Linked DNA regions of Homo sapiens: regions 2 and 3 are each linked to region 1. The links are chromatin loops, found by intact Hi-C in ENCODE. Cell type or tissue: heart left ventricle. All regions are shown on one strand. Each heading gives the region's core, and the rest is flanking DNA. Links, peaks and the distances in the headings are about the cores only.

Region 1 (8,383 bases), core at 72-8,071:
GGAGTCAGCCATACTGTTTCTCTGATGGTCATATTCTTTGCAGAGGTGGTTACAGGAACTGGGGTTCAGGAACAGTTCAAGGAGGGGACATTTTAGCTGAGAATGAGGCAGCCATGAGAAGGGGGTGCAGGGGAGAGTGAGCCAGGGAGAGGGAAAAAGAATTGAAACTTCCTGGAACAGGGGAGGAACAGTATGGCTGAGGCCTGGGGGCAGGGTGAAAGTAACCAGGAAGTAAGGTCAGGAGGGTGGGCAGGGGTCAGCCTGGCAGGACCTTGTGTCCCTGGGGAGGAGCTTAGCTTGCTGGTGCCAAATGACCAGGCTGGACATCTTTTTTGTGTCCTTTGCATGATCTGTCCTTGAGAGATGACCAGAAAGGTGTGACCAAGTACCTGGATAGTTTCAAGTGCTGTAAGTTAACAGGTGAGGACAGATCAGAGCGTAGGCTACCCCTTCAAGCTGGCAACATTCCCTTGACTAAAGCTTTCAGCGGAGACCTATGATTTCCACAGTCAGAAGACACGCTAGACGAAGGGCGTCCATCCAGTCTCAGCCCAGAGTGTATAGCCTCCTCGCAAGGCTCTCACTCCAGGTCACACTCTCCAGACTCATATCCTAGCCTGAATTTTTTTTTTCCGTTGCTTCAACTCAGAAGTAGCGACTGCATCTTGCTGGCTCCTATGCCAGGTGTGCAGCAAACACTAAATCAGGAGGTGCAGACTCACATGCTGTGTGGGACCAGGTGAGTGGCATGGACGAGCAGGACCTGAGCATCTGGGAGGAAGACCCTGGCAGCAGGAGGAAGCTTGCCGACAACTCGGACATGTCAACCCAGCACTGGCAAAACTTCTGACTTCTCATAGAAGCTGGAAATCCATGTGATTACATAAGTTCCTTGGATTCGTAAATATTGATAATTAGTTCACATTCTTAACACTGTGTGTGTTGAATATGTCTATTTGCCAAATAGTAAGAAGAACAAACATAGTAGTAAGAAAGTGCCAGGCGTTCTTGGAAGCATTTCCACATATAGCAACCTAAATAACCCTGACAACTCTCCGAGGAGGCACCAAGAGTGCCTGGCACTTTTTAATAACTCTGTTTTCATGTTACTCTGCTGTTACTTAGGGCATAACATTTTCACTAGACTTTCTGGAGAATATAGTCAATTATGAATGCTCCAACGCTCTGCATCACTATCTAGACAAACTGAATGCCATTTCACATGTGCACTAGTCTGCATGGAGAAGTACTAAAATTTTAAGCTTGGACTTGTGTTCCTAATTTCCTATTTCTAGTGCATTAAGAGATGATGGGCATTTTAATTTTCCAAAAGCAATGCTAGTATTCAGCGGCAACATGCTACGTCTACCACACAGTACAGTGAATAGCAGAACTACAAAGGTGGGAGGTGTAAGTGAATTCCTATTGGACCTTCCCAATAAGTTGTCTTTTTTGTGCCCTGGGCACTTCTCTTGCCTCACCTTAGCATCTCCTCTTCTGTAGGAAACAACCCTGCAAGGTAGAAATGATTATGCTCATTTGCTGATGAGAGGATGAGCTTTGGAGAGTGGCTTAGCTCACCCAAAGACACAAAATTAGGTTCCCAGTCCTATGACCCTATCCACTGTACAACCCTTTTGAGATGTCTTTTTAGACGTTTGCAATTTTGGCAACCAACTGACCCTACCACCCACACCTCAGACTCATGACTCAGCTGGTCCTGTGGCCCCACCCAGAGGTGAACTCAGTGCATGAGGATTGTTTTTCACACCCCTATGATTTCATTTTCAACCAATCAACATTCCTCCTTCCCTCCTCTGCTCATCGAACTAGTCTTGAAAAACTCTAACCTCCACAAGCCTTCAGGGAGACTGATTTAAGTGATAACTCTCTCTTCCATGTGGCTGGCCTCATGTCTATTAAGCTGTTTTTACTGCAACACCATGGTCTTGGTGAATGGTTTCGTCAGTGCACTGGGCAGGAAAAACTTTTCAAGAAGTTGTCAAACTTAAATAGTAGCAAATGAGTGAATAAGGAAATTCCCTGCTGTCATACACATAACCTCCATAACATGTGACCTAGGACACATTTTCTAGATGGGGAAACTGAAGTACAGAGAGATTAAGGAATTTGCCTCAGCCATTCAGTGAGGCAGTGAGATCCTGGGATTTGAGGAAGCTATGTAGCTCTAGAAGCCTGCTCTTTGGGGCTAAACTGTCTGCAGGTTCAGTGTGGACAGCCTCTGCCTAGAGTGCATGGCACCCGTGTGGCAGGAAATCAGCCAAAAAACCAGAGCTGCATGAGCCTGGGCCAGAAGCCTCATGAGTGGAGAGGGGCCTTGGACACTCAGGTCTTCTCAGGGCCCAGAAAGACAGGTACATCACACAGGCTTCCCTGCCAGAGTCTGAACTCCTCAAAGCAAACACCTACTTTCTACAATTGCCAGGGCAGTGCCCCATTCACGTGGCATCTGTGCTGTTTCGGCAAGGCAACATGAGGCCATCATGAGCTCCATCATGCACCTGCAGAATGACCTTGGGTTGTACAGTGGTTAGGGACGTAGGGCTGGGAGGCTAACTCCAGGCTCTGCGACCTTTGTGTCCTTGGATAAACTAAGCCACTCTCCAAAGCTCATTTCCTCATTAGTAAATGAGTATAATCATATCTACCTTGCAGGGATGTTTTCTGGAAGGGGAGATGCTAAGGTGAGGCAAGAGAGGTGCCTGGGGCACAAAAACTGACAGTAGCCAGCCCTGCACTTGCAGGAGCCTAAGAGTGAGGGTCTCCTTACATTTCACACCCAGGGCAGCACTCTTGCCTTACCTCAGCAGGCCCTGAAAGTGGTGGATGATGCAGGTGGAGGGTACTTGGCATGGTGCATGGCGCACAATGGGAACCTGCAAAGGGCATTCCCAACCCCCTGGGAAGCCCTGAGCCTCCTGCCTCATGAACCAGGCCAGACCGTCATCAGGCACTGTGAGTGCCTGGAGTTGATGGCAGCCATGGCTCCTTTCACAGTGCGCTGCCGGCTCTGGGGATGCTGTTTGGCTGTGTCCTTCAGCCTGAAAAATAGCTCTGAGTGATAAGCCCTCCTGCCCGATTTCTTGCAGTTGACAAACAATGCTGCCTTGAAAACAGCTAATTTCGAAAGGAGAGAATTATACAGGGATGTGTTTCCTCCCTCAGAGCATTCTGGGAAAAGCCATGGCACCACTGCTTACCTAACAGGTTGAGGCAACAGGGAATACAGGTGGGGGGCTTGGGGGAATGGCTGTGATCAGTGCTGCCAATTCCCAGCTGCCGGGCTGCACTCCACCCCAAACTGCACACCCAGTACGTGGTGCTGTGCCCCAGAGAAAGTGCCCACATAACACCACAGACACCTTTCCCCATCCATTTGGCCCATATCTCTGGAGTGTGAGCTCTGCGTCAGGCAGTGGGCTAGGCGCAGAAACAGAATGGTACGGCCCTCGTCCCTGGGCAGCTCACAGACGAGACAGGCACTTAAATCAAGGCAGCACATGATTCACTGCTATGAGGGAGAGACAGACAGGTGCGTCACACAGGCTCTCCCCTGCAAGAGTCTAAACTCCTCAAAGCAAACACCTACTCTCTACATCTGTGCATGAGTAACGAGAGCTGAGGGCACAATAGACGGCCAACAAAAATCTGTCAATTAAAAATGCAGTGAGCAACAATGCAAGGGACTCCAAATTTAGAAACCACAATGCAAACAGTCACCAGATAAAGAATCATTTATAAAAAGAACCTTTACAAGTTTCAAGTACTTGAGATGTGGTCCCTGTAAATCCCCACCACCCTCACATGGTGTTTAAAAACAAAAGAGATACTGGTGGCATCCACAGCCTTCCAGAGCCTGGAAACTGGGAAATAAAGTTGCCCTTCCTGGTGGGGAGTCAAGGCCATGGTGAGATTTAGTGAAAATTCATACAAATTGTCTTGCTGTGAGACAAGGAATTAGCCCTTCTGGGGAGAGCTGTGCCTCCTTAAGGGCTTTAAAACAAAAACAAAAAACTGGGGTCAGAATAGTGGTAGCAACCAAGACACTCTGGAGGTGACTGTGGCTCCAAAGCACGGCGGGGAGACCAGCGGGTGGGGAATGACCTTCTGGCTGGGTTGGGTCCAAGCCTGCTTATTTCCTAGGACTCCGTGCAGGTCATTCCAGCTACGAGCTTTGGGCACATTTCCAAAGCTGATATCTTTGTGGCGGCTTGGGAAAGAGGCCAGGCTCTTGGGCCTCCTCTGCCAAAACAAGGTTGTAAAATGAGTCTGCTGGTTTCATACTGGGATGAGAAGAGGAGCGTGCAGGACGTAAAAAAAAAAAACAAAAAAAAATTAAAACTCTGAAGAACGTTGAAGAATTGAGCAATTACAAACATACGAATGGATGCATTAGGAATGACAGTCATAATTATTCCCTGAATTTATACAACCTAGACCACTTTGCATTTCACACATATTATCTCATTAATTCTCATTTTAATAGTTTAAAATTGAGTTTGTGTGCATGTGAGTTTTCCTGGAAGCTTCATAACCATGGTGGGTGATTTTCACAGGACCACGGAAGCCTTTGCAGAGGTTTTATAAAGATTAGTCCTAATTCATGAAGCAAACAAACATCACAGAGGGAAAAACATTAACCTACTGCTCCCTGTCCCCAGAAATCCATGTTGCCCCTCGGGGTTCCCGCAGGCTCTGCTTGGACTTGCCTTCCCCAAGACCCCAACTCCCATGCCAGGGCTGTGCATCTGCTTCTCACATCCTCAGGAACCCCAGCAAGACCCACGCCTTGTCATTTATTTCTGAGCCTCTGTGGCCTAGTCCAATGCTCGTTAAATCTACACATTAATAGGTAATAAGTGAGTGAACACAAATGTGATGAATGCTGTGGTGAGTGAACACTAATGTAATGAATGCTGTGGTATAAGTGAGTGGACACTAACATTGTGAATGCTGTGGTGTAACAAGAAATCTACTTGTGATCTTTTTCCAGTTCTTGTCTTAGAGCTCCTAAGACCCTTGAAAATTTCTGAGTGATAGGTGCATCTTTTCTTTTTCATAATCAGCCCCTTTCCATGACACCTGAATTTATGCTAATGAAGGACTTCTAGGGCCCCTAGATCTTCTCAGGATGGGGCTGGTCCCCAGATAGGCCAAATGAGTTGAACTCTCAGCCCCTTGAAGACCTCTGGGAAGGAGTAGGGGGCAGGCTGGAAACTAGGCTCTGTAAAAACTCTTCAGCAACAAGATTTGATGAACTTCTGGGTTGCTGAACCCTTGGAGGTGCTGAGAGGGGGGCACACCCAGAAAGGGCATGGAGGCTCCACCCCAAACCTTACCTTGTGACTCTCCTCCTCTGGCTGTCCATCTGTGTCCATGATGACATCCTTTATAATAAAATGGTAAACATGCTTCCGTGAGTTCTGTGAGCCATCCTAGCAAATTAAGCAAACCCAAGGGAGTGGTGGGAATCCCAACTTACAGCTGATGGGTCAGACGCATAGATGGCAACTTACTACTTGTAATTGGTATCTGAAGTGGGGGCAGCCTTCTGAGACTGAGCCCTTAGACTGTGGGATCTGAGTCTAACTCCAGGTAGAAGGAGTCAGCATAGAATTAAAATACAGGACACCCAGTTGGTGTCTGCTGGAGAATTGCTCGGTGTGTGGGAGGACACCCATGCATCTGGCCACCGAAGTGGTCTGCATTGAGTGTGAGAGTAGAGGAAAAGAGAACTTTGATTTTTCCTTGACAAATGCCCTTGCCATATTTTCTTCGTTAGGCAGTTTTTTTTACCTTTGAGGTGCTTAAGCCACACAGTCTCAGCTAGAATGTCTCCTGAGAGGACTAACCTTGTGTCACGCTTTCCCGTCTGGCTCTTTCTGCATTTGATAAAGTGACTGACGGATGCTAGGTGCTCAATAAACATCTGTTAAGTTAACTCTGACTTTCTCGTGGTTGGAACAGCTATCATCAGAGCACACCAAGAGACAGGTTTAGGAGCCTCCATCCTCTTGTATACGTAAGAGGATCTGAGTGGAGGTTCCCCAGAAGCAGATCTGGAGATGAAGATTTGAGGGCAAGTAGTTTATTTAGATGAAATTAGGAAGAAAAGGGAAAACCACCAGTCAGGTGCAGCTATGGAGCCAGCCACCACCATGGGCGGGTGGAGCTGAATCCCGTGGGGAACTCTGGGAGGGCACACAGAGTTTTCCCAGTTGACGGGCCAGCGAGCTGGGGTATTTCTCCACTGGCCCCTGTAGGTCATTTTTAGGCTACTCCTAAGGGTGCTGATTCTCAATCACTTCAAACCTGGTAGCATCCTAACAGCCAGAGAAAGGCTTCAGGCCAAAGAACGCAGGTCCTGGCTGTTGGAAGTCAGAGCAGAGAGCACCGGAATGAGGAGTCCTGTGGGAAGACGGGAGGACTCTGGTGGCATCTGCTACAACCACCCTTTAACTAGGACCCACGTGGTGCATGGGGCCCAGACCTTGACTGTGAGTCCAGGACTCCACCTCTGGGTAAGAGCTCTCAGGATTTTGCCTCTCTCTTTCCTGCCCCAGGACAAGCAGGGGACTCCTCATCTCTCTCTGGCTCCAGAGCTTCATGGCAGGAGTAAAAACTGTCTGCCAGGGCCCTGTGGTAGAAAGGGGAATACCAGCTCAGGATACAGGGGTCCTGCTTATGCCTTAGTCCTGCCTCTAATGAGCTGTATGGCTGGATCAATGGCTCACCCTCCCTGGGTAGAGACTGAAGGCAGTTGGTCTGGTTCATAAGAGCCCTTCCTTTTTGCCCTGGTCCTGGGCAGCAGACTGTATGGTTCCCCTCTCTGGATGGCCGTCTTTCTCCATAGATATTCTGTATTATCATTATTATTAATGAGGCAAGGTCTTGCTCTGTTGCTCAGGCTGGAGTGCAGTGGTGTGATCACTTGAGGTCAGGAGTTTGAGACCAGCCTGGCCAACATGGCAAAACCCCGTCTGTACTAAAAATGCAAAAATTAGCCAGGCATGGTGGCACATGCCTGTAGTCCCAGCTACTCGGGAGGCTGAGGCAGGAGAATGGCTTCATCCCAGGGGGCGGAGGTTGCAGTGAGCCAAGATTATGCCACTGCACTCCAGCCTGGGCAATAAAGTAAGACTCCGTTCAAAAGCAAATTACCCAGTCTCAGTTATTTCTTTATAGCAACAGGAGAACAAACTAATACCTTTAGGTTTTAAGATAAGCTGAAAATAAAATAACTCAAGTGGGATTCAAGGTGGTCTTTGGAAACTAAAGACAGAAATACCACTCGACCCAGCAATCCCGCCACTGGGTATATACCCAAAGGGAAATGATTCATTTTATCAAAAAGACACATGCATTCATGTGTTCACTGAAGCACTGTTCACAATAACAAAGACATGGAATCAATCTATGGTAAACTGGATAAAGACAGTGTGGGACATATATGCCGTGAAATACTATGCAGCCATAAAAAAGAATGAGATTATGTCCTCTGCTGTAACATGGATGGAGATGGATGCCATTATCCTAAGCGAATTAACACAGAAACAGAAAACCAAATATCACATATTTTCACTTATAAGTGGGAGCTAAACATTGGGCCCACATGGTCATAAAGATGAGAGCAACAGACACTGGGAACTACTAGATGGGGCAGGAAGAGAGGGGGCTGAAAAATCATCCACTGGGTACTATGCTCACTATGTGGGTGATGGGATCATTTGTGGCGCAAACCTCAGCATCGTGTAGTATACCCATGTAACAAACCTGCACCTGCGCCCCTTAATCTAAAATAAAAGTTGAAATTCTTTTTCTTAAATTAAAAATTAAATAAAATGGTCTTTGGCATTTGGGGCCTATTATATTAGTTTTTAATAATTTTTTTTTGTATCCCTAGTTTCTTAAACCAAAAAATAGAGATCTATGTGCTGGTTGCCAAAATACTGTTAAACACAAGGATAAACCAATTTAAAGGAACATTTAACCACTTAAAGCCAGAAACCGTCCTAGATTAAAACAGCAGGAGGAAGGGAAATCTGATCTGCATACTTAAGTGAGGGGCCTTGACCTGCCCTTTCTAAAGCACCACTTCCCCCTGTCCCCACCACACCTCACTCTCAGGGACTTTTTCCTACAATTATTTGGTGGCCTCCTCTCTCTTCATGAAATGCTCCCTCCCTTAATATCTCAGGTCCTGGCTCGGGTAACAGCTTGTCAGTGAAGCGTTTCCTGACAAGTGCATATAAAACACACACACACACACGCATGCACTCACAGGCGCTCACTCACACATGCACTCTCTCACACATACACACTCAACACACACAGATACATGCACACTCACACACACATACAC
Region 2 (8,383 bases), core at 195-8,194, 130 kb before region 1:
GGGTTGAATGATTGTTTTATATTTAGTCCTTTGAGAAATCTCTAAACTGTTTCCCAAAGTGGCCAAACATTCCTACCAACAGTGGATAAATGTTCTCTCTCTTTTTTTTTTTTTGCAACCATGTAGGCTGCTTTGGGAAGTATGGCTATTTTAATGATATCCACTTTTCCAATCCATGAGTATGGAATGTTTTCCATTTGTTTGTGTCATTTATGCTTTCTTTCAGCAATGTTTTGTAATTCTCCTTGCAGAGCTCTTTCACCTTCTTGGTTAGATATATTACTAGGTATTTTTTTGTGTGTGGCTATTGTAAATAAGATTTCAGTCTTTACTTGGTAATCGGCTTGAACATTATTAGTGTAGAGATATGTTACTGATGTTTGTATGTTGATTTTGTGTCCTGAAACTTTACTGAAGTCATTTATTGGGTCTAGAGTCTTTGGGCTTTTGGTGGAGTCTTTGGGCTTTTTTAGGTGCAGGATTATATAATCAGTAAAGAGAGAAAACATGACTACTTCTTTTCCTATTTTAATGCCTTTTACTTCTTGCTCTTTCCTTATTGCTCTGGCTAGGACATCCAGTACTGTGTTGAATAAAAGTGGTGAAACTGAATATCCTTGTTGTGTTCCAGTTCCTAGGGGAAATGGCCCAGCTTTTGGCCATTCAATATGATGTTGGCTGTTGCTTTATCATAGATGGCTCTTATTATTTTGATGCACGTTCCTTTTATGACTAGTTATTTGAGGGTTTTTATCATGAACAAATGCTGGATTTTATCGAATGCTTTTTCTGCATCTATTAGATAATTCTATAGTTTTTGTTTTTAATTCTGTTTATAAGTTGAATCACATTTATTAATTTGCATACATTAAACTAACTTTGCATTCCAGAAGTAAAGCCCATCTGATCATGTGTGAACTAAGTTTCTGATGTGCTGCTAAATTTAGTTTGCTAGTATTCTGTTGGGGACTTTTGAATGTATGTTCATCAGGGATATTGGCCTGTAATTTTATTTTTCGGTTGTGTCTTTGCCAGATTTTGATATCAGGATGATACTGGTTTCATGGAATGTTTTAGGAAAGAATCCCTCCTCTTCAATTTTGTTTGAATAGTTTCAGTGGGATTGGTACTAGCTGTTTTTTATGTGTCTGGTAGAATTCAGCTGTAGTCCAGGGCTTTTTTTGGTGAGTAGTTGTTTTTGTTTGTTTGTTGTTCTTGTTTGTTTGGTAGTGAGTTTATTTCCATGTTTAGAACTTCATTAAGCATCTCTTGTAGGCCTGGTCTGGTGGTGATAGATTCCCTCAGCTATTGTTTTTCTGGGAAAGACTTTACTTCTGCTTTATGAAGCTTAGTTTGTCAGCATATAAAATTCTTGGCTGGCATTTCTTTTCTTTAAGGATGCTAAATATGGGCCTCAATCTATTCTGGCTTGCAAGGTTTTTGCTGAGAAGTCTGCTGTTCATCTGCTGGGTTTCCCCTCATAGTTAACATGACCCTTTTCTTTAGCTGACTTTAAGATTTTTTTCTTTCACACTGACCTTGGATAGTCTGACTACGCGCCTTGGGGATAGGTGTCTTTTATAGTTATCTTGCAGGAGTTCTCTGGATTTCTTATATCTGCAGGTTGACCTCTACAGAAAAGTTGGGGAAACTTCCCTGAATTATATTCTCAAATATATTCTCCAAGCTGCTTACTTTCTCTTCTTCTCTCTCAAGAGTGCCAATATGTCTTAGATTTTTATTGCTTTACATAATCTCATGTTTCTCAAAAGCTTTGTTCATTAAACATTTTTTGTCTTTATTTTTGTTGGGGTTGATTCAAAGAACCAATCTTTGAACTCTGAGATTCTTTCATCTGCTTGGTCTATCCTGTTGCTAAGGTTTTCAGTGTATTTTGAAGTTCCTGTAGTGAATTTTTAAAATTTTCAATTCCAAAAGTTCTGTTTATTTCATAACATAATTATGTTGTCTTTCAAATCCTGAATCACTTTTCTGTTTCCTTTGTGTTGGATTTCAACTTTCTCTTAGATCTTGTTGAGTTTCTTTGCCACTCACACTCTGAATTATATTTCTGTCATTTCAGACATTTCTTTTTGGTTAGAATCCACTTCTTGGGAGCTAGTAAGATACTTTGGAGGTGACAAAACACTCTGGCTTTTTGTATTACTGGAGTTATTGTGCTGATTTCTTCTCATCTGAGAAAGTTGACACTTTATTTTTCAAATGTGCTACCATTTGGATGGGGCATTTTGATTTCTTATTGTTTTTTCCTTTGAGAATTTGACTGTGGTTTATGTTGTGTATGATCAATTGGCTTTATGTCTGAGAGCTATCAGAGGGCCTGGGTTCCTTGGTTGCAGACAGATTCATATGGTGGCTTTCTAGGAAACTGCTTGGTGTAGCAATGTGTTTTCATTTGGTGCTATAATTCAGACTGCAGTCAAGTCGATGGCACTTCAGGGCAAGAGCCAGCAGGAGGGTCTCACTTTGCCTGTGCTCACCCTCAGCAGGGGTGGAGGCAATAGAGACATACGAGAGCACCCTCCCCCAGCACTGCTGTTCTTCAGCAGAAGTAGAGGCCCTTGAGAAGCTCGAGAAGTGCCTCTTTCAGCCCACGCTTCCCGGGACCCAACAGGAAGATCTATGGCTGCATCCACAGCAAGGCACTGAGGAGAAACAGGGGCAATTAGACGACCTCCTCTCCAAGTTTGTTTGTAGGCTTTGGTGTTACCCCCTCCAGTGGTTGGCACTGCGCTTCCATTTCCTTTGACCCAAGGGAAGCTTTGACAGGCTGTGTTCTTACTTCCCTTAAAGGCTGTCCTCACCAAGGGTTAGGTCTCCAGCGCAGGTGTGCGGGGCAGGTAAGGGGGAGGGTGCCTCCCTTCCACTCCTCAAAGTTGGTGGGTCACACTTTGCCAGCTGATCAAGGGAGCAAACTGGGGCACCCAGCAAGGATACACACTGACTGGTTCCAGATCATAAAGCTGTCCTTGGCTGCAAGTCCTCCTGCTAAGGAGAAACCTCTTCTTCAGCACTTCTCCTGCGGCAGCCCCCTGTAACAAGAGAGTCTAATTTAACTGCCTGCTCCTGGAGTGGTATCCACACTCACCACTCAATTCTGGCTGTGGGGGCCCTTCCCCTGCTCCAGGGCAAATGGTCTACTCTCTGGCCTGAGACTAAAATGTCTGCAGAAGACATTATTGCCAGGTTGCCACACAATGACTGCCTTGGTATGAGCCCAGATTAAAAATAGTATCATCCTCTCGGTCCCAAGTCTGGGAAAATGCCAGCAGCTTTTCCCAGTGTCTTCCCTCCCTCCATCTCTCAGCCTCCCCCAAGCTAGCTCCGGGGCTTGAGAAAAAAGGGGTGCTCTGTCTTGGCCTGGGTTGCACAGACCCCTAGCAGAAGGATGAGACACAGAGGGAGACAGGCTGCCACCCTTGCAGACAAGGGCTTTACTCACTGGTCAGCCAAATGCTGTCATGGAAGCTGCTTGTGCGTCTTTCCCTCCCCAGAGTCTGGTGTGTCCTTCACTAGTCTGGTGAATTCCTGTCTTCCTTCTTGAGTGAAAATTCACAGAGTTGATCTTTAAGCACTATTTTTCTATTTCCCTGTGGCTGTGGCATGCGGAAAGCCTCTCATCTGCCATCTTCATCATTACCGGATTCTCTAATTTACTGCTTGTTTTCCCTTCCTTCCTTCCTTCCTTTGCATTCTCTTTTCATCACCAACATGGTCTCTAACCCCTAGTGGACCTTTCAGATAGTGGTTTGCCTATGGTTCTTTTTATATATAACAATACAATGTCATTAGCCGAATAACTTGGGTTTAGAGTCTAGCAGCCAGGGCTGGGGCCATGCTGGCTGCTTCTGCCCAGATGCTTCCAGGAAGCAGATTCAACATTGACATCATTACCCGAGTCAGGGTCAGTGAAGGCTGATTGTATTGGTGACCCTCTTCCGCCTGCAAATATCTCAACAGCTTCCCTAAGAACAGGAACAGCCTTTCGGGTGGTAACTAACAGCGTGGCTAAGGGCTTTGATTCCCTAGGAGACAAGTACTACTGTAAGTCATTATTGGACATTCATGTGAATCAATTTCAGAGAGCAAATATGGACCAGACAGACAGCACATATTCTGAACAGCAGAGAAAGGGAAAGAGGGCCCCTGATTGTAGGAGGGGTCCCATTGGGGTAAGGCTTGTCTCTCTATCTGCAGCTGTATAGAGCTCCACATGGGCCCAGGGTGGGCCTGAGCACCTTCCATAAGAAAGAAAGGTAGCCCACAACTCCCATCGGCTTCAGGGAGAGAAGAGATACTAGCTCACTGCTACTGATTTGAGTATCTAGGGCTTCCCATAATGAAAACGAAACCAAAGAAAAGCCAGGCCCAAATCTTGGCATGTATTTTCCACTAGAGGGCAGCTTAAACTTTCAAAATAAAATAAATCTTGCACACTTTGTAAAGTACTATATATAAAATTTGTATGTACACATCATGTAAAACTAATGTTCATATTCTAGTCTTTGCAAGCCTGTACAAGCAGGTCAAGTGTTCAATTCCATATGTCTGAATGTATGTATCCTAGGAAACTAGTCTAGGATACAACTGAAAAATTCTGAAGAAAGTTAAGAAGAGAAGTGCCAATGCCCAGTGATCTGCCCTCTCAGTCCAAGTCCTGCCCTGCACGACCCAGTGTTTATGTTTTTATCAGGCCTATGGAGAGAACACAGGTCAGTGTGTCTGCTTCTAGCTATGATGAGGAACTGAAGTTAAATTTACCTTCCCACTATAAGGAACTAGAAAACCAGACAAAATATATGAAACAACAGTTTTTAAACAATGATCACGGCAGGGCTGTGATCCCTAAGAGAAGACAAACAAAAGTTGTGAGTACTGTAATCCCCCTGGCTTTCTGCCTGCAGGCGCCTCTGGACTGCAGAACTGGAAGGGGGAGTTTCAACAGAGCACAGCATCTCACCGAGTTAGGGAAAGAGAGATCAGTTTGGAGAGACAGTAGTGGCTGGAATTTTTAAAAAGAAGAACCAAGAGAAAGAGCTGATTTCAAAAAGAGCTTGAGAAATGTTTAGAAGGTTGCCACTCTAGTCTGATTCTGAATACTGAGCCACATGTTACTAGGGTGAAACTGCATGGGCTGAGCCAAGAGTTAAACGATGACCACAACTCACACAGGGATGGGAGACATGGAGTTCAGACAAGCCAGAGCGGTGACCCCTCAAAGACAACTATCTAAAGTATATAAAGCACTCACAGAACTCTGAAAACAACAAACAATGAAAGACAAATAGGCAAAAAACATAAATAGACATTTCACTGAAGAGGATATAAGGATGCCAAATAAGTACATGAAAAATGTTCAACTTCATTAACATAAGGGAAATGACAAATGAAACCTGATGGCTCACGCCTGTAATCCCAGCACTTTGGGAGGCTGAGGCTGCTGAATCACCTGAGGTCAGGAGTACAAGACCAGCCTGGCCAACAAGGGGGAAACCCCATCTCTAATAAAAATACGAAAAAATTAGCCGCGCATTGTGGTGCACGCCTGTAATCCCAGCTACTCAGGAGGCTCAGGCAGGAGAATCACTTGAACCCGGGAGGCGGAGGTTGCAGTGAGCGGAGATCGCACCACTGCACTCCAGCCTTGATGACACAGCGAGATTCTATCTCAAACAAATAAATAACTAAAACCATAATGAGGTATTACTACACACATATCAGAATGATTAGAATAAAAATTAGCAGAAGTAGCATAATGCTGCGATACAGAGAAACTGGATTACTCAAACATTGCTGGTGAAATGTAAAATGGTACAAACACTCTGGAAAATAGTTTGGTGCTTTCTAAAAAAAATGAAACATGTAAGTACCATAAGACACATAACTGTATTCCTGGGCATTTATCCCTGAGAAATGAAAATTGTGTTTATACAATCACCTGTACACTAATGTTTATAGCAACATTAGTCATAATAGCCCTAAACTGGAAACAACCCAGACGTCCTTCAATAGGTGAACTGTCAGACAAATTGTGATGCCTTCAAGCCATGTGTATAAATTAGACTTCTCCAGAGAAAGAGAATTAATATAAGATTATGTTGGTGGGACTGTAAACTAGTTCAACCATTGTGGAAGTCAGTGTGGCGATTCCTCAGGGATCTAGAACTAGAAACACCATTTGACCCAGCCATCCCTTTACTGGGTATATACCCAAAGGACTATAAATCATGCTGCTATAAAGACACATGCACACGTATGTTTATTGCGGCACTATTCACAATAGCAAAGACTTGGAACCAACCCAAATGTCCAACAATGATAGACTGGATTAAGAAAATGTGGCACATATACACCATGGAATACTATGCAGCCATAAAACATGATGAGTTCATGTCCTTCGTAGGGACATAGATGAAATTGGAAATCATCACTCTCAGTAAACTATCGCAAGAACAAAAACTGAACACCACATATTCTCACTCATAGGTGGGAATTGAACAATGAGAACACATGGACACAGGAAGGGGAACATCACACTCTGGGGACTGTTGTGGGGTGGGGGGAGGTGGGAGGGATAGCTTTAGGAGATATACCTAATGCTAAATGACGAGTTAATGGGTGCAGCACAACAGCATGGCACATGTATACATATGTAACTAACCTGCACATTGTGCACATGTACCCTAAAACTTAAAGTATAATAATAATAAAATTTTAAAAAAAGATTATATATAGAGGGGGTGGGGGGAGAGAGAGAGAGAGAAGGGGGAAATTTTTAGAAATTGGCTCACACAATTGTAGGAGCTGGCATTTTTAAACTTTGTAGACCAAACAGGCAGACTGAAAACTCAGGTAGGAGTGGATGCTGAAGTCTTGAGGCAAAATTTCTTTTTCTTTGGAAAACTAGTCTTTTCTATTAAGGCCTTCAACTATTTATATGAGGCCCATGACATTATTGAGAGTAATATCTTTTACTTAAAATCAACTCATTATAGATGTTAACCATGTCTACAAAATACCTTCACAGCAACACCTATATTAGTGTTTAATTAAATAACTGGGTACTATGGCTTAATCATATTGACACTTAAAACTGACCATCACACCATATTCAGCAATTAAGAAGAGCAAACTATTGCTATACATAAGAAACTGGGCGACTCTCCAGTGAATTTTGCTGAGCAAAAAAGCCATTTCTAAAAGGTTACATACTGTATAATTCCATTTATATAACATTTTTGAAATGACAAAATTTTAGAAATAGAAGAGTAATTAGTGGTAGCCAGAGTGGGAGGAAGAGGTGGGAGTAGATAAGAAGAAAAAGAAGGAGGGTGTGTTTATGAAATTACAACATAAGGGATCCTCGTGATACTGGAACTGACCAGTATCTGAACTGTGGTGTTGAAGACATGAACTTATACAGATTCTAAAATAATATAATACTTAATCCACACACACAATGAGCACAGCAAAATTAGGGAAATTGGATTAAGGTCAGTAGATTATATCAATGTCAATATCCTGGTATAATAGATACTATATTATACTATATTATAGTGTATAATGAGCATAATTTTCATTTCTCAGGGATAAATGCCCAGGAGAACAGTTGTGGGTCACATGGTAGTTACAGGTTTTATTTGTTAAGAAAGTGACAAACTACTTTTCAGTGTAGTTGTACCATTTTACACTTCCAGCAGCAATGTTGGAGTGATCCAGTTTCTCTGTATCCTTGGCAGCATAACACTATGCCACAACATAGTATCTGCTATACTGTATTATAGTATATTATATATATACTATAGTATAGTATATATTAATGTATACTATATTATACTATAGTTTTCAAATGTTACAACTGGAGGAAACAATGCAAAGTGAGCGGAAATCTCTATTATTTTTTAACATCAACTTTATTCTTATAATTTACATAAATAAAATGCAGTCACTTTAAGTGTACACTTTAAAAGTTTCAACAAACATATACAATTGTACAATCATCACCACAACAAAGATATAAAATATTTTCATCATCCCAAAAGAGTCCCTTGTGTCACTTCCCAGTCAACCGCCTTCTCCTAAAACCCCTGTTTCCAGCCCCTGGTAAACATTGATCTGCTATCATTATAAATTTGTCTTTACTAGGTTTCATATATGTAGAATCATGGAGTGTGCATACTGTATAATTCCAACTACATGTCATTCTGGAAAAGGCAAAACTATGGAGACAGTAAAAAGATCAGTGGTTGCTGAGAGTTACGGGCAGAGAGTGGGATGAATAGGCAGAGTAGAGAGGATTTTTAGAGTAGTGAAATTTTTTGTATGATGCTATAATACTGGATACATATAATTACAGTATACC
Region 3 (8,383 bases), core at 265-8,264, 71 kb before region 1:
ACTTAAATCTAAAAGCTAAGTTGAAAAGAAATGTTATCAAATACGGAAATAAGCCTTCAGAATTCCAAGTTGGATTTCTTGTATGAACTTTTTTGTCTCATTAAACTTTGTTTAATGAGACAAAATCTTTAAATTCAGAGTAAATATCATACTAGTTATACTGTTTCCAATTTTATTAATGTCAATGGACGATGTCTAAATTAAACAATAAAAAGTCCCTTCAGTTTATGTGACAGAAAATGCGTGAGCATTAGATATTTATCTTACACCATAGTTACTGATAATTTTTTTTGCCAAAATATAAAGAATTAGTAATTTCTTTAAAAAGAAATAACAATGCAAAACCTACTGATGGTAAGAGAAAATCCCTGAGATACTTACTTCAACACTTTTATCACTGAAAACGATTTTGAAGCTATTCTAATTATTTTGATTTCTATAAAGATCAATAGAAAAAATTTTAAAAACATAAAATATTTGTGAATGGCACACTCACCTGATAAGATAATAAAGGATATCATCCCAGATAGAATATTTAAGAAAGTTGCACTGTGTTTTGTTTTTGCTTTAATGAGTTGTAAAAGTAATTTAGCTTATCAAGACAAATTCAGAGCTACATAATAGTATCGTGAATTTTGCCAAGTCACATAAATAAAGTTGTGAGTTGGATGACTCTCCTAACGTTATTATGAGATTTAAGTGGATAAAACTTGCTCGGTAGATTTATTAGTTCAGAAAAATAATCTCCTACCAGCAAAACCAAGAATTTCTTTTAGAACAGGTTTCAAGGCAACAAACTGTGGCATTTTTCCGCACTTTTTGTCATGCTACCACCACTGACTGAACCACCTGAATTAAGTCTCAAACTCAGGCTTATAGGTAGTGGTTATGACAAATAGCAGTTTTAATGATTTCATATGAAGACAAAGACTTAAAGAGTATTTTTTGTGAGATCATGCCCCTAGAAGAAACTAAACTTAACCATGAAATTTAAATGAAATAGATTTTATTTAAACCGATTAAACAGGATTTGAAATGGTTGCCAGTCTGGTCATCCAATAGGGAACTTGAAAATTCAGACATGGATTGGCACTTCTGTTTGTTTTTTGAGTCTTCTTGTCACTGATGCAGTTATACTATATTTTTTCTTTATCTTAGTTCATTACATTACTAAAATGGAGAAAAATGAGACAATGTGGAATATTTGACAGTTGCTCCACTGTAGGAATATATAATAGGTTCCAAAGGCCATTCTTAACTCCTGCAATGTGCTCTATATTCTTGGCTTTCTCTTAGGAAGTCTAGCCTCCAGACTTCAGAGCTCTACAAACCATATATATGTGTGTGTGTGTGTGTGTGTGTGTGTGTGTGTGTGTGTGTGTGTGTGTGTGTGTATAAATATATGTAACTCTCTCTAAATATAAAACTCTCTATATAACTCTCTATATACATAGAGTTATATAGAGTTTTATATAGTTATATATATATATATATACATATATTTAAAATATATATGGTTTGTAGAGTACTTGGTGGTGTAAAAGTAATTGCGATCTTTGCTGTAACACACATCATTCTTATATGACCACTATCATGTTGACTTAGAGGTCTAGGTTTTCAGACTACATTCTATAGTGGTCCACGTAAAACAAAACAGGTGAGACTGGTCCTGGTCCTCGGAACTGCTTTTATCCAACAGCAGAATTACCTGAAAGTGTGGTGTTGGCTAAATGTAACACAGGCAGAGGGTGAGCCTCTGTATTAAACACCTAGTAGTCTAAAGGTAAAAGGTCACCACTGGAGAACAGCACATACAAATATTTTAAGTGTTTCAGCAAGAAAGACACCCTGCTCTACATCACCATGTGTAGGAGTAGAGAAATGTACATCTTTGACTCCAGAAAATCCACCACTGACTCAGCAATACTTTTCAATGGCCAGTGCTGTTCCCTGCCCCACTGCCTGTATTTTGGATTGTGAGAGAATCACCGTAGGTACCAACGGTTTCAATTACTTCTGGACACAGGATATAATACTTTTCAGCCTGACAGCCACAACCTCCACTGCACCATCAAACTTGACTGACTCAGGACCTAGCTTTAATGCAGTCTGTCATATGACTCATGACATGTATATGCAATTTCCACCCCAGCTCTAAATAATGACAGACTTATCTGTTCTGGAACCATCTTCTCCTAGTGCAAACATTACCCCAGCAAAGCAGGCCAGATGCCCCATCTTGTTTTCCAAGTGCCCACTGATCCATTCTTTACTAAAGATTAAGACATCCATGGGAGTTCTTGTTTTTTTGCAGCCTCAAGAGCATCACCACACATCTTTCTCCATTCATGGTCTGTTTTATCTGACATCAAACGTGCTCTCAGTAAGTAGTCATAAAAACTGTCTCCCGATCACCAAATGATGTGTGATACCGACCCCAGCACCCTGTTCTTGGGTTTAATTTGGATAAAGACCGTTTGGACAATCCATTTTCTGAAGCAGTTTCCGCATGTACATGACCTTGTTGTAGTAAACCAGGTCTTCTGTCAAGTAGCTGAGGTGGATGAACTCCATGTGCAGTGTACCAGATTCAGCCAGAATGCTGCTACATGCAGGCCCCTAGCTTCAGCTGCACCCTACTCCACTCTGCAAATGTACCATTGTCCAGGGAATCCCAGTACATGTGTGAAAGGCAGGAAGGAATTTCTTAGCCAGTTGCACAGCTTTAATCTTGAATATCTCCTTTCCTGAAAGGTGATATGCTGCAAGTAGGCCTTCAATAAACTGAATGTTGACGTCAAACACAAACATCTCTGAATTCACACTGACCTCAAGGTTGTCTTTAAACAATCTTTGCACATCTAGGAATTCAGCATGAAGTCCCAAGATATAAAGGGTATCCAAAGCATCTACAACGGTAGCACCCATTTGTGAATTTTCAAATGTTAGTGGCACATCCTTTCCTTTTAATAGGTCTGAGTTCATTATGCCCCCAACTGTATGTCCTATAATTATCCTAGGCATGTTTCATGCTTTAATTTTTTTCCCTTTTCTTTTTTATGTTGTCTTCCAGGTCTCCACCATTCATGCCTACAAAGTTTGGAATAAGGACTGGTGGCAGTGGCTTGTTCTCTGTCTTCATTTCTTGGACCCTATTTTTCTCTATCTGAATTTCTGCTTGGATTTCCTTGCTTGACTTTTCTTTTCTTTCCTTTTTTTGAGATGTGGTCTCACTCTGTCACCCTGGCTGAGTGTTGCAGTGCCATCAGGGCTCACTGCAGCCTCCACCTCCCAGGCTCAAGCAATCCTCCCACCTTAGACCCCAGAATAGCTGGGATTACAAAAGGGCACTACCAGGCCTGGCTGGTTGTTGATTTTTTGTGGAGACAAGGTCTCATCATGTTGCCCAGGCTGGTCTCAAACTCCTAGATGAAAGCCATCCTCCTGACTTGGCCTCCCAAAGTGTTGGGATTACAGGTGTGAGCCACAGCACCCAGGCTGCTTGACTTTCTCAATTTTTCTTTTGTCTCTTCCAGGGACTTGTCATGATTAGCTCGAACTTTATTTCTCAGAGGTTCTTCTTCTTCTTCTCTGTGTGTATGTTAATTGGGTGCATAGATCAGGAAGACTTCAGGGTTTTTAGCCCCTTTGCCAGCTACTACATGAGGAATTAACACATCGTCTAAACCCAGATCAAAGCGTTTGTGTTTTGAGAAGCCTAGAAGAAAAAAGAATGCCCCCAAACACAGGGTGATGAAGGCATTAAAAATAAGTGTCTTCTCAGAAAGTCTCAAGGTAGTGCTGTGATGTGGGGAGGGCGGCCCCAGGTTCAGAGGTGGGATCCCACGTCTGGAGAGGGCAGCAGGGCTGGGGTAGTCATCGTTTATGCTCTTGAAGCTTACAGCAAATGCACGATACATTGAACTGTCTTCAAAATCTTGGCAAAAATGGGAAAACTCAATTTTGCTCCACTTGAAGGACTGCTGCGCTTCTTCACAGGCACCTCTTTGACGCTCCTCCAATTCCATTCAGAAACGTGAGTGACCCCCCCCCCACCCCCTTAAACGATCACAAGCTTATGTCCTGCGAGATCTCGTTTGCCCTTTGACTTTCAGGGCCCTATCGGGTTATCAGAAGACTCTTCATTCCTAGGGGTAGATCAGAGAAGTCACACTGCAAAGGAGCTGCCCCTTGGGGAGGTGCTCAAGGGTGGTCTTCTGCCCCAAAAGGGAGTCTGGCTAACTCTGAGAATTGCAGAAGGTTCACCATCTCTGGTCCTTCCATTCCAGAATCTCTTAACCTTAGTGGTGGAAAAAATAAGGGTCTCCACCGAAATCTCAAAACAGGGAGGAAGGTTTCCGGCCTCCCGGAGGCCAAGGCAGAGGCGCTGGGGGAAGGAGCAAGAAGGGACCAGCCGCCCGCGCTTCCCGACGCTGCCAGGCAGGCTCCCGGGACGGGCAGAGCTCCGAGGCTGCCTCCGGGCAGTCACGTCCAACGTACCTGAGCCCGGCCAGCCGCTGTCGCTGTCGCCGCCGCACTCGCCTGTCCGGACGCACCTTCCTCCTCCTCCGCGGCCCCCGAGAAGCTGGGCGCGCAGGCAAGGGAGGCGCGGCGGCCCCTGCGGCTGGTCAGTTCACCAGGTGCCTGCTCCCGAGCGAGTTGCCACCGACCCCGCCGCGCCCGGCCGAGCCCCGCGCTCCGCAGCGTGGGAAGGAGCCGAGCAGAGACCCTTGCTCCGAGAGCCCGGGGTCGGCGCCTGCTCATTCCTCGCGCAGCCGTGGGGCAGCGGGTGGCCCCGGGCGCGCGCGAGCAGCCTCTTCTCTGGCACGCAGAGGCCGGCTCCGTGTCCTCGGCCAGCCGCCGTGGGGGCCTCCTCCGCGCTGCCTCGCGTGGTGCCCGGCTCGGCCTAGATGCGGCTGCTGAGAGATGGCGCCCACGCGCGGGGCTGCGGCCCAGCCTCTGCCTCCCCAGTACTGGTGGGCGCCGAACAGCTGCGGGGCGACACGCGCTGGGCGCACGCACGTAGGAGCCGGAGGGTGGGGCAGATGGGGCGCTTCCGGAACCCTCCCCGACTCGCGAGTGGGCGGCGCCGGCGGCGGAGCGTGGGGCGCGCTCCCTGGAGTCCACAGTTAAGTGACACAATCCTGGGTTTACCTTTCTCTGTCGGGATCATTTTTCTTAGCATGACGACCTCCAGGTCAGACACAAGGTCACAGGTGGCGGTTTCTGCCTTCCTCTGGCTGAATATATTTCATTAAATATATATTCCGCATTTTCTGTATCCAGTCATCCCTCTGTGGACTGATAGGTTGTTTCTGTGTCTTGGCTAGTTTAAATAATGGCGTAATAAACATAAAGTGCAGATTATCTCTTTAAGATACCGATTTCCTTTCCTTCAGACACATACTCAGAAGTGAGTTGTATTTTTAACTTTTTGAGGAACCTCTGTATGTTAGTTCATATGTCTGCACCAGTTTACATTCCCACCAACAGTGTACAAGGACTTCCCTTTCTCTACATGCTCTGCAACAGTTGTTCTCTCTTGTGAGGTGTTGGTGACTATTTTTAGTAATAGCCATTGTAACAGAAGTGAGATGGTATCTCATTGTGGTTTTGATTTGAATTTCCCTGATAGTGATGTCAAGCATCTTTGTGTATTTATACCTGTTACTGATTTTTTAATTTTCTTGAAAAAAATGCCTATTCGGAAGATATACCTGTTTTTATTTGGGTGTTTTTTGTTTGTTTGTTTGTTTGCTATTAGGTTGAGTACCATATATATTTTGAATACTAACCTCTCATTAGATTATGGTTTGTAAATATTTCTCCTATTCTGTGGGTTACCTTTTCATCTTGTTGATTGCGTCCTTTGCTGTGCAGAAGCTTTTTAGTTTGATATCATACCATTTGTCTATTTTTTATTTTTTTGCCCGTGCTTTGTGGTATATACAAAAAATCTTTGCCAAGACAAATGTCAAGGAGCCTTTCCCTGTTTTCTTCTAGGAGTTTTACAGTTTCAGATCCTACACTTAAACCTTTAATCCATTTCAAATTGATTTTTGTATATGGCGTAAAATAAACAGTCTAATTTCTTTTTCTTCCTCCTACCTTCCTTTTTTTTCCTTTTATTTCTTCTTCTCTTTTTTTATTCTTGCATGTGAATATCCAGTTTTCCAAACATCGTTTATTGAAGAGACTATCCTTTTTCCATTGTGTCTCCTAGGCAACTTTGTCTAAAATAAATTGACCTTAAATGTGTGGGTTTATTTATGGGCTCTTTATTCTGTTCGATTGATTGCTATGTCTTTTCTTATGTCAGTATCATGCTGGTTTGATAAATATAGCTTAATAATATAATCTAAAAACAGGAAGAGTGTTGCTTCCAACTTTGTTCTCTCTCAAGAGTGCTTTGGCTGTTTAGAGCTTTTTGTGTTTCCACACATATTTTAGAATTATTTTTATTTATTCAAAAAAAGGTCATTGGAATTTTGATAGGAATTATATTGAATTTGTATGTTGCTGTAGGTAGTATGGCAATTTTAACAATATTAATCATGAATGTGATACATATTTTATTTTTGTCTTCAGTATGTTTCATCAATATTTTATAGTGTTGAGTGTCTAGATCCTTCAAACCCTTGGTTAAATATCTTCCTAAGTGTTTTTTTTTAAATACTATTTAAATTGGATAGTTTTCTTGACTGCTTTTCAGGTAGGTCATTATGATGTAAAGAAGTGCAACTGATTTTTGTGTTGATGTTGTACCTAAAACTACTGAATTTATTCATTAGTTCTAACATTTTTTTGGGGAATTTGTTTTCTATGTATAGGATCTTGCTATTTGCAGGGATAATTTTACTGCTTGTCCTCTGATATGGATGTCTTTTGTTTCTTTCTTTTTTTTTTTCTCTTGCCTAATTGCTCTCGTTACTACTTCCAGTACCATGCTGAAAAGAAGTGGTGACAGCGGGCATTCTTGTCTTGTTCCTGACCTTAGAGGAAAAGTTTTAGTTTTCCCTGATTATTATGTTAACTGTGAGTTTCTCATAGATGGCCTCTACTATATTGAGGAAATTTTCTTCTATTTCTAATTTGCCAGGAGTGTTAGATTTTTTCAAATGTTTTTTTCTGTGTCTATTGAGATAACCATGTGGTTTTTATCTTTCATTCTTTTAATGTGCTGTATCATTTGACTGATTTGTCTATGCTGAAATTTTTGCTATAGGAAATGGAAAGCTATCAAAAGATTTTCATAAAGGATATTTTGGATAAGTCCCCTCAGACCACTGCTAGGCAATGGGTTCTCAAAAACTAAATATGGAGAAAAGAAAGTTTGAGATGTTGCTGTAGGAATGATGTTGGCTTGTAGGAGAGCCTATGGGTTGGGAGAGAAAGGGATGGATTTAAAAATTATTGGAATGGTAACCTAGCCTCAAGGAGAGGGGGATTCTCCGTGCTCCTTTCTTTTCTCATGTCTTTGATTTTTGCCACCTTGAAAGTTAATGTGATTGGTTAGATTTCAGGACAGAATAAAGGAATTATTTCTAGAGATTAATATTTTAAAGTATTCCAATTACACCGGAGTCAGGTTTTCCCCTCTCCTCCTCCTCCTCTCTCTCTTCCTTTTTTCCTTTTTCTCTTTGTTTCATTGTTTTTATTCCTTTTCTCTATGCATTAACACCACCAAAGAGGCTTGGAGAGTTAGTCTTGTTCTCACCCTCACACTCTGTGTCTTACAATTTTTTCCCTATGGCACTGTTGGAGGTGCAGACATGAGGTCGATTATATTCAAGAATCATGCTTGGGGAAGGGAGGAGAAACAAGATAAAGGGGCTTTGACTCAGGACTCCTTCAGTCCACTATCACAAGAAAAAGGAGATTTCCAAAGTATTCAGACCAGATCTCTAGTTTATTCAAACCTGAGTCAAAGCCTCATCTAATAATAAAGTTACTTTTCTCTGTCTCTTTTTTTTTACCTTTTTGTACCTACAGCTCCTTTAAATTAATTTTATAGAGAAATAATTGGTTTAAAAATAATTGGTTTGAAAAATAATTCAGATATTTTTGTGTCCTTTGAAACAATATTACCTTAAGAACACCTAAACATTCTTTGCAGCATTGAATTAAATAATGCATGCCTTATTCATAACATGTTATAAAACAGCCATTTAAATAAGATTTATATGCATTAAATTGTAAAAGGGCCCAGCAGATATTGTCATTTGACTAAAAATTGTAAAGTTAAAGAAATATAAACATTATAAAAGTCCACAAACCTTCACACCAAACTTTGAATGGTCAATAATATTCACTTAGGGGTGAATCCATCACTGGAAACAGTGATGGATTGTGACAAAGATCATTTTATATTTCACTTTATGGA

What was found. A loop is a pair of places that touch in the nucleus more often than their neighbours do. Peaks named below come from ENCODE experiments on the same cell type or tissue, not always from the same donor. Only the 100,000 strongest peaks of a DNase experiment are listed, where the experiment ranks them.
Region 2: it touches region 1 in a loop (4-fold over the local background); 71 of 110 quality-filtered maps call a loop at or near these places.
Region 3: a loop joins it to region 1, with 2.4 times the contacts of the local background. A loop is called at or near these places in 3 of 110 quality-filtered maps.

Annotation. Positions count from the first base shown.
Region 1 is chr19:28,860,665-28,869,047 of GRCh38, forward strand. No RefSeq gene overlaps it. Among named protein-coding and RNA genes, the nearest start is that of LINC00906, 100 kb to the right of the region's middle. In heart left ventricle, for the core only: no CTCF peak of the experiment used is centred there; a DNase peak (open chromatin) is centred at 4,157; H3K27ac peaks cover 542 bases.
Region 2 is chr19:28,732,800-28,741,182 of GRCh38, forward strand. No RefSeq gene overlaps it. Among named protein-coding and RNA genes, the nearest start is that of ERVE-5, 130 kb to the left of the region's middle. In heart left ventricle, for the core only: CTCF peaks have their summits at 4,409 (motif pointing right) and 4,608; no DNase peak of the experiment used is centred there; H3K4me3 peaks cover 234 bases.
Region 3 is chr19:28,788,992-28,797,374 of GRCh38, forward strand. It overlaps the pseudogene MAN1A2P1. Among named protein-coding and RNA genes, the nearest start is that of LINC00906, 170 kb to the right of the region's middle. In heart left ventricle, for the core only: no CTCF peak of the experiment used is centred there; no DNase peak of the experiment used is centred there; H3K4me3 peaks cover 1,279 bases; H3K27me3 peaks cover 1,992 bases.